Linked DNA regions of Homo sapiens: region 1 is linked to region 2. A link is an interaction called in ENCODE POLR2A ChIA-PET data of the cell type or tissue named here. Cell type or tissue: PC-3. All regions are shown on one strand. Each heading gives the region's core, and the rest is flanking DNA. Links, peaks and the distances in the headings are about the cores only. Region 1 overlaps KIF18A (kinesin family member 18A). Region 2 has its middle 100 kb from the start of BDNF.

Region 1 (4,409 bases), core at 140-4,139, 280 kb before region 2:
AATGCCTTAGCAGATTCAAAGGTAGGCATTATATGTTTATTTGTTAAATAGTTTGAAATATTGAAATAGATAAGAAAGATACTATTTAATATGATTTTGTTTTAAAGGTCTGATATATATCACATTTCAAGGGTATATCAGTAATGTTAATATATAGATCAAAGACCTCAGAAAACCTAGTGTATTAAACTGATTTTTATTTCTTTTTTAATTTCCAGTTTTATAATGAGAATTGGTTAAATAGAAAGTAATGAATACCAGATTGATAGTTAATATTTTATGGTACATTCTCATCACTTATTTTGAACTTGGTTTTTAAAGTGATCACTACACAGCAAACATGTTAATTAAATTGGCATGAAGACAAACTAACCATATTTTTAAAAACTAAATTCTGTTGTTTAGTATTTTATATATTATAAAATAGGGTTAAGTATTAAAGAGTGTTGATTTTTTTTTAAGGGGGGTTTAAGTTATAAAATGTCATGAAATCACCTAATAAGGTAATGTTTACTAGATGCTTCTGGGCATATTTAAATATAGTTTACATATACCATATGCCAGAAGTGCTTACCTAGAACACAGTGTATTTCACAACATAGATATTTGTAAAAATGACATCCTTTCAAAAAAATTATAATATGGCAATTTAAGTTAAACCATACTCGAAAGCTTTAGCTTGTTAAACTGTTCGAAAAGCTCATCATTAGTCATTAGAAAAATGCAAATCAAAACCACAATGAGATACCATCTCATGCCAGTTAGAATGGCGATCATTAAAAAGTCAGGAAACAACAGATGCTGGAGAGGATGTGGAGAAATAGGAACACTTTTACACTGTTGGTGGGAGTGTAAATTAGTTGAACCATTGTGGAAGACAGTGTGGCGATTCCTCAAGGATCTAGAACCAGAAATACCATTTGACCCAGCCATCCCATTACTGGGTATATACGCCCAAAGAATTATAAATCATTACTAGAAAGACACATGCACACCTATGTTTATTGCAGCACTATTCACAGTAGCAAAGACTTGAAACCAACCCAAATGCCCATCAATGATAGACTAGATAAAGAAAATGTGGCACATATACACCATGCAATACTATGCAGCCATGAAAAAGGATGAGTTCATGTCCTTTACAGGCACATGGATTAAGCTAGAAACCATCATTTTCAGCAAACTAACACAGGAACAGAAAACCAAACACTGCATAGCAGGTTCTCACTCATAAGTGGGAGTTGAACAATGAGAACACATGGACACAGGGAGGGGAACATTACACGCCAGGCAGGGCCTGTCAGGGGGTGTGGGGGCTAGGGGAGGGATAGCATTAGGAGAAATACCTAATGTAGATTACAGGTTGATGGGTGCAGCAAACCACCATGGCACATGTATACCTATGTAAGAAACCTGCACGTTCTGCACATGTATCCCAGAACTTAAAATATAATTAAAAAATTAAATTTAATTTTTTTAAAAAAGCTTTGGCTTGTTAAACTGTTCAAAATGTTACCTTTGATTTAGAATAAGTATATTAAAATAATTGGAGCAGGTTTTTTTTTTAAAAAAAGGCAAATTACTGAAATCACATGAAGATTGCAAAAGCAAGATGTCTTTTATATTCTGAGTTAAAATCTCAAACTTGTAAGCAGACAGCATGACACAGAGACGGATTTTGTAAACTTAAGCCATTCATAAGATTTTTGCCATATGAACTAATCTATAATTTTTTAATAATGACTCCTATTGAGTCATTTGTGAGTCAATGTTTAATATATGTCTTGTACATGTAAAATCACTTAAAATAGCACCAGCAGTGCATATTTCACACTGTTTGGGAAAGACTGCTATGGTGGAAGCACATTGCTACTGAGAATTGGGGGAACTAGGACCTATTTCTGGCTCTTTGAACTACTAGCTTTGTGACCCTAGTCAAATCATTTCACTTTATGCTTAGCTTCAATTTCCTGTTTTGCAATATGAAAGGTATACATTGGATAACATTAGGTTGCTTTTAGCTTAACATTGTAAAGAATCTGTTCTTATATAAACATTCTACTTTCTGGAAAATTTATTTGTTACTTCAAAATCAGAAACAAAACTTAACAAAATTTATTTGTTACTTTTACTTTTTTCTTTTTAGGTAAAAGAAAATCTTGAAGTATTAGGTTCTTTTAGAACACTATAGTGATTTCAGGAGAAATGTCTGTAACATTGTAATTATAATTTATTTCATATCGATATTAGATGGTTATTTAAGGAGAAAAGTAGCTCTAAGCCATGCAGTTATTATTCCTCTAGTATATTTGTATAGGACATCTGTTTACTTTTGTGTTTTAATTTTTTTCAATGATTGGAAATATTTTTAAATAGACATTTTCAAATAGTTTTAGATTTACAGAAAAGTTACTAAGATGATACAGATTTTGTTAAATATGCTCCACACCTGGTTTTCCCTATTGTTAATTTTTTATATTAATATGGTACATATATCACAACTAATGAACCAATATTAATGTATTATTTTATTTTGAACTAAAGTTCATACTTACTCAGATGCAGATATTTTTAAATATGATATTTGTTTCATATATTCACTGAATAATCCTGTAAGATTCTTTGTCATCACCTCAATCACCAATTATAAGTCTGGATAAAATTGGGTAGCGCTTAAGTTCTTATAGTGAAGTGTAGGGTCAAGCCCTACGGGACTTGGCAGGTGTCCTCCCCGTGTGCGGAGACGAGAGATTGTAATAAATAAAGACACAAGACAAAGAGATAAAGAGAAAACAGCTGGGCCCCAGGGGACCACTACCATCAAGACACGGAGACCGGTAGTGGCCCCGAACAGCTGGGCGCGCTGATATTTATTGCATACAAGACAAGGGGGCAGGGTAAGGAGGGTGAATCTTCTAAGTGATTGACAAGGTGAGGCAAGTCACGTGATCATAGGACAGGGGACCCTTCCCTCTTAGGTAGCCGATAACAGAGAGAGAGATGGCGCATACATCCGTGTTTTCTTCTGTGCACTTATAAGAAAGATCAAAGACTTTAAGACTTTCACTATTTCTTCTGTTGCTGTCTACTGTGAACTTCAAAGAGGAACCAGGAGTACAGGAGGAACATGAAAGTGGACAAGGAGCATGACCATTGAAGCACAGCACCACAGGGAGGGGTTTAGGCCTCCGGATGACTGCGGGCAGGCCTGGATAATATCCAGCCTTCCACAGGAAGCTGGTGGAGCAGAGTGTTCCCTGACTCCTCCAAGGAAAGGAGACTCCCTTTCGCGGTCTTCTAAGTAATGGGTGTCTTCCCAGACACTGGCATTACCACTTGACCAAGGAGCCCTCAAGCGGCGTTTGTGCCGGCATAACAGAAGGCTCACCTCTTGCCTTCTAGATCACTTCTCACAATGTCCCTTCAGCAGCTGACCCCATACCCGCCGGTTATTCCTAGGTTATATTCGTAATGCAACAAAGAGTAATATTAAAAGCTAATGATTAATAATGTTTATAATAGTGATTGATAATTGTCCATGATCATCTCTATATCTAAGTTGTATTATGACTATTCTTATTCTAGCTATTTTTTTCATTATACTGAAACAGTTTATACCTTCAGTCTCTTGCCTCGGCACCTAGGTAATCCTCCCCCCACAGTGAAGTGCTAAAGTGGTAGCAGGTTTGCATTTAAATGTGGAAAATGACATAAGATCTCTTTTTTGTGCTTTCAGAGAAAGAATCAGCATATCCCTTACAGAAATAGTAAGCTTACTCGCTTGTTAAAGGATTCTCTTGGAGGAAACTGTCAAACTATAATGATAGCTGCTGTTAGTCCTTCCTCTGTATTCTACGATGACACATATAACACTCTTAAGTATGCTAACCGGGCAAAGGACATTAAATCTTCTGTAAGTCTGTTTACTCTGCCTTTGTTGTGAAGGTATTGTCTGCATATGATTTTTATAATTGTAATGAAAGTATTAATTCAGGTTATGTTTCTACATAATGAGTTAGGCAGCTGAGGGTTAGAAGGGTCTTTGCTAACCTGCTTAGTCGAACATTAATTTAGACGGTTAAACCATAAAGCATCTTGATTATATATATATATATATAATAGATACTATTATTCGATCTTTTGGGTACTATGGTACTTGAGTGGCTTTCTCCCTAACCTCTTTGATGTCATGGCGTATTGTATTTGGATGGCATCTTGGAGTAATCACTCAAAACTTGAACACATTTGTTGCAGCCCAGGATGATGCTCTGCTTTAGCTGAGAACCAAAACTTTCACCTGAAAATCTTGGATATGTTAGTTAAGCTTTCCAAGCCTATTATTTCATCTGTAAAATAGGTATAAAGCTTATTTTTTAAAAAGTCTTTTCTACATAATTTATAGTCCACAT
Region 2 (4,409 bases), core at 325-4,324:
AAACAACACTCAGAAAGCTGCATTTCTACAGCACTTGACTGTTGGGGCAGGCACCTTTTTGATTCATTATGGAAGTCCGAGTAGTTCCTGGACAAGATAGATAGAGAAAAGGACCGGTATGGAATTTTATCCAGATTTTTTAACATTATTCCTAGTCTGCACTGGGGTTAGATGGGGATCATGGAAATGAGCAGCTGAAAAAGTGAATTTAACTTAAAAATAAACCACAGGCCTGGATTGGATGCCCCTTCCCTGTACTTTTCCTATAATTTACTTGTATTCTTCACAAGACTGAGGTCTGAGGGGGCAGAGGCTGTCTTGTTCACCATTGTATCCCTAACACAGGTCTGATATAAAGTAGGCACTCCACAAATATTTGTTAAATGGAAAAACCAATGAATGAAAGAAGGGAAACTTCTTTAGCACATTGAGCCATGTATCTGAGACTTCGCTTTCACATGGGGTCCTGTCTGCCCAGTCCACACTTCCTCTCACTTGAAGTTCTAGATACTCAAGTTTTAAACACTCCCCAAGAGATTGGCTGTCTATAAGACTGAGGCACCCAACTCTCCATTTTTCTACTGTTTTTTTTTTTTTAAATATGCTTTCCATAAAACAAGAATTAAAATGGGGCTAAGTCAAGAAGTCTCCTCATTAATGAAGTCCTAGATTCCCAGATACAGATACAAAGAAGAGTCAAACATAAAGCGCCTCTGTAAAACATCTAACAGAAATAAACAATTTTATTAAGGAAGCTGACCTGGGGAGTGTGTGTGGATGTGTGTGTGTGTGTGTGTGCGCGTGTGTGTGTGTGTATGCGGAGTGAGGGGTGTATTCCCAAATATCAAAACTGAGAGGCCATAGGAGAGATGTGTTTTCTAGAAAATCAAACTAGAAGTTCAGCTCCCAGAAGATAAGATCAAAGTTCTAATGCTGGATAACCTGGACTCCCATGGGATTATAGCATAGGCTCTGAAAAGGTACAGTTAAGTAAATCCCCCATTCCCATCTTCCTTCCTGACCCTACTATGAATATTTCACTCTTCAATATCACTGGCCTCCCTCCCTCTTCTGTGACCCATTCCTCCATGGCCTTGACATGCCTTTGCTATTAATTAATGTAATAATTAATACCCGAGCAGTTATTGGATAAGATAGGTAAACTATCCATCCCTCCTGGAAGTATTCAAAATTTGATAGGATAGATCAATGAAGGCCCCATAGCCTTCCAGCTGCAAAGGAATCACTCCTTGTCATTCCTCTGAGTAGCAGTGGAAGTGGGGGTGAGAAATATATTTTCCACACCATCTGGGCAGACATAGACTCTGCCAATTTGTAGGATCTGGGCAGATATGGATTCTGCCAATTTGTAGGGCCAGCGTTGGGAAACAATATTCTCTCTCTTCTTTTTTCTATCTCCTTCCTTCTATATCTAAATCAACAGTCGCTAGTTTCTACTATGCTTCTTAATGACATTTTATTCTATAAATACTTCCTGCTTAGTCCAAAAATGATTAGACAAATCAAACATGACTTACCTTTCTGGCTAATCTCATTAGAACTCATTCCAAATTGAGCAATTAAAAAATGGCACCCAAATTTTATCTCAGTTGTCTTCTTCCCTATAACCTAGTATAGTTCTGGGCAGAAAGGAGATTCTCAATTTATTCTTAATATATTGTAAGAAATTAGATTAACTGTCTCTAGGATAAGGAATGAGTTTAATTTAAGTAAATTGTAATTAAAGTACAGAAAAAGAACATATTAGTTGAAGAAGGATGATTGTAGGTTCAATTTGGAACCACAAAATAATCTGTCATTTTGGGGCAAATTATATAAATTGATTTTCTCATCTGCAAAATGGGGGTGTTAATAAGTAACTCACAGGGTTGTGGCAGGTCTTGAAAGAAAAAAAAATATGGGTCTGGGTGCAGTGGCCTGTAATCCCAGCACTTTGGGAGGCCGAGGCGGGCAGATCACGAGGTCAGGAGTTTGAGTCCAGCCTAGCCAACATGGTGAAACTCATCTCTACTAAAAATACAAAAATTAGCTGGGAGTGGTGGCACACGCCTATAGTCCCAGCTACTCAGGAGGTTGAGGCAAGGGAATCACTTGAACCTGGGAGGCAGAGGTTGCAGTGAACCAAAATCATGCCACTGCACTCCAGCCTGGGTGGCAGAGTGAGACTTCATCTCAAAAAATACACATATATATATATATATTTTTTAAATGCCTGGCACATAAAAGCTGTTCATTAAATATAAGCTATCTTTCCTCCTAAGCCCTAAAACTGTTTTGATATTGAGTAAGAGGTGTTTTTTCCCCCATAATAAATGTTATATCTAGACACATTTACTCCAAATTTCAATACAGCTGTATTCAGACCCAGACTTGTTTAAAATATCGTAAAAGAAGCATATATGATTTTCAATATGGGCTTACGCTGTACACATAAGACTTGGGCATTTGACTGTATGTAAATTATGTCTAAAAAATTTTTTTCTACTCTCTCACCTCCCCAAATAGTGGGATCATGTTTCTATTCTCTGGAAGGCCCTCTGACATCCTATCCGAGCCTCCAGCTGCAGATATGCCCCAGCTGGGAAAGGTGAAGACAAGGTGCTTAAATGTTTATGTACTGCATTTCCTCAATTATAAACCCACATTTTCTCATTTTAGTATTTCCGGAGAAGCAACTTATATTCAATGTACATTTGATACAGTGTTTCTTTTCTCCACTGCAGCCTCGAGCCACTCACCCCTCTATTCTCTGGAAAGTTACTCTTAAATTAACAGTGTATCTCTGGAATTTGTAAAACATCTTGGAAACAAGTTGCATTTGCCCTCAAGGAGCCAGTGAGATAGTTATCTGCTACCTGAATGTAGATAATCTAAGTATAAATAATAATGAATACATTTTGAGCGTTTTCTAGCTTCCAGGAACTGTTCTAAGGTGTTATGCATATGAATTCACTTAAGGCTCAAGACAAAACCTATTGTAACGGTAAGATCATTAACCCCATATTATGGATGAGGAAAGTGAGACTCAGAGAAATTAAGGAGCTTCCATAAATTCAAAATGTGTTAGTAGAGCCCTCGCAACATGGTGAAACCCTGTCGCTACAAAAACAATACAAAACAAACAAACAAAAATTAGCCAGGCATGGTGGTACATGCCTGTAGTACCAGCTACTCAGGAGGCTGAGGCAAGAGAATCACTTGAGCTTGGGAAGCAAGGCTACAGTGAGCCAAGATCATGCCACTGCCCTCCAGCCTGGAGGACAGAATCTCAAACAAAATAAAACAAAATGAAAACAAAAACAAACTAACTAAAAACCAAAGTGTGTAAATGGGAGAGCTGGGATTTGAATTCAGGCAATCTGGCTCCAGAGGCTATGCCTTTTACCACTACATCTCACTGCCTCTCTACATGAGATAATATCAATAATAGGAAAATTTAAGTGCATTTATCAAAGCCTGTAAACCAAAAATTCTGAATTCTAAGACCCCCCAACCATCTGAATGGACCCCTCCTCTCAGCCAAGGGCATTCCAAAGTTAACCTGCAAAACTTGTTCAGGCCATGATGGGAAAGGGGGAGTCAAACATGCCTCATTATACCCTCCTCCCTTTTGGAATTTAGGAAAAGCCAACCAGCATTAACATCAACACAGACCTTAAATCTGATAAGAAACATTTAGAATCTATTCTCTCTGAAGCCTGCTACGTGGAGGCTTTATCTGCATGATAAAACCTTGGTCTTCACAACCCCTTATCTTAACCCCGACATTCCTTTTTATTGAAAATAACACTTTCAACCAATTGCCAATCAGAAAAATTTTAAGTCTACCTATGACCTGAAAGTCCCCTCACACTTTGTCTCGCCCTTCCAGATTAAATCAATGTAAATCTTACATGTATTTGATTGATGTCTTCTGTCTCCATAAAATGTATAAAACTAGGCTGTGACTCAACACCTTGGACACATGTTCTTAGGATATCTCGAGGGCTATGTCTTGGGCCATTGGTCACTCATATTTGGCTCAGAATAAATCTCTTCAAATATTTTACAGAGTTTAACTGTTTTCATCAACAAGTCCATTGAGTGCACTGAGAACAAGGGGGTGGCATGTCATCATTCTGACCCCTGGGGGTGAATTGTCTTGGAATACACACACATGAAACCTAAACATAAAAATGTGGGGCTCGGCCGGGCGCGGTGGCTCACGCCTGTAATCCCAGCTACTCGGGAGGCTGAGGCAGGAGAATGGCGTGAACCCGGGAAGCGGAGCTTGCAGTGAGCCGAGATTGCGCCACTGCAGTCCGCAGTCCCACCTGGGCGACAGAGCGAGACTCCGTCTCAAAAAAAAAAAAAAAAAAAAAAAAAAAAAAAATGCGGGGCTCAGGAAG

What was found. Peaks named below come from ENCODE experiments on the same cell type or tissue, not always from the same donor. Only the 100,000 strongest peaks of a DNase experiment are listed, where the experiment ranks them.
Region 1: POLR2A ChIA-PET joins it to region 2 with 5 read pairs; 2 of 35 experiments call an interaction of 5 or more read pairs at or near these places.

The regions. Positions count from the first base shown.
Region 1 is chr11:28,084,136-28,088,544 of GRCh38, reverse strand. It overlaps KIF18A (kinesin family member 18A), which reads left to right. Exons shown (of 17, transcript NM_031217.4): 6 at 1-21; 7 at 3,737-3,913. Among named protein-coding and RNA genes, the nearest start is that of KIF18A, 22 kb to the left of the region's middle. In PC-3, for the core only: no CTCF peak of the experiment used is centred there; a DNase peak (open chromatin) is centred at 1,764; H3K27ac peaks cover 1,462 bases.
Region 2 is chr11:27,800,670-27,805,078 of GRCh38, reverse strand. No RefSeq gene overlaps it. Among named protein-coding and RNA genes, the nearest start is that of BDNF, 100 kb to the right of the region's middle. In PC-3, for the core only: no CTCF peak of the experiment used is centred there; no DNase peak of the experiment used is centred there.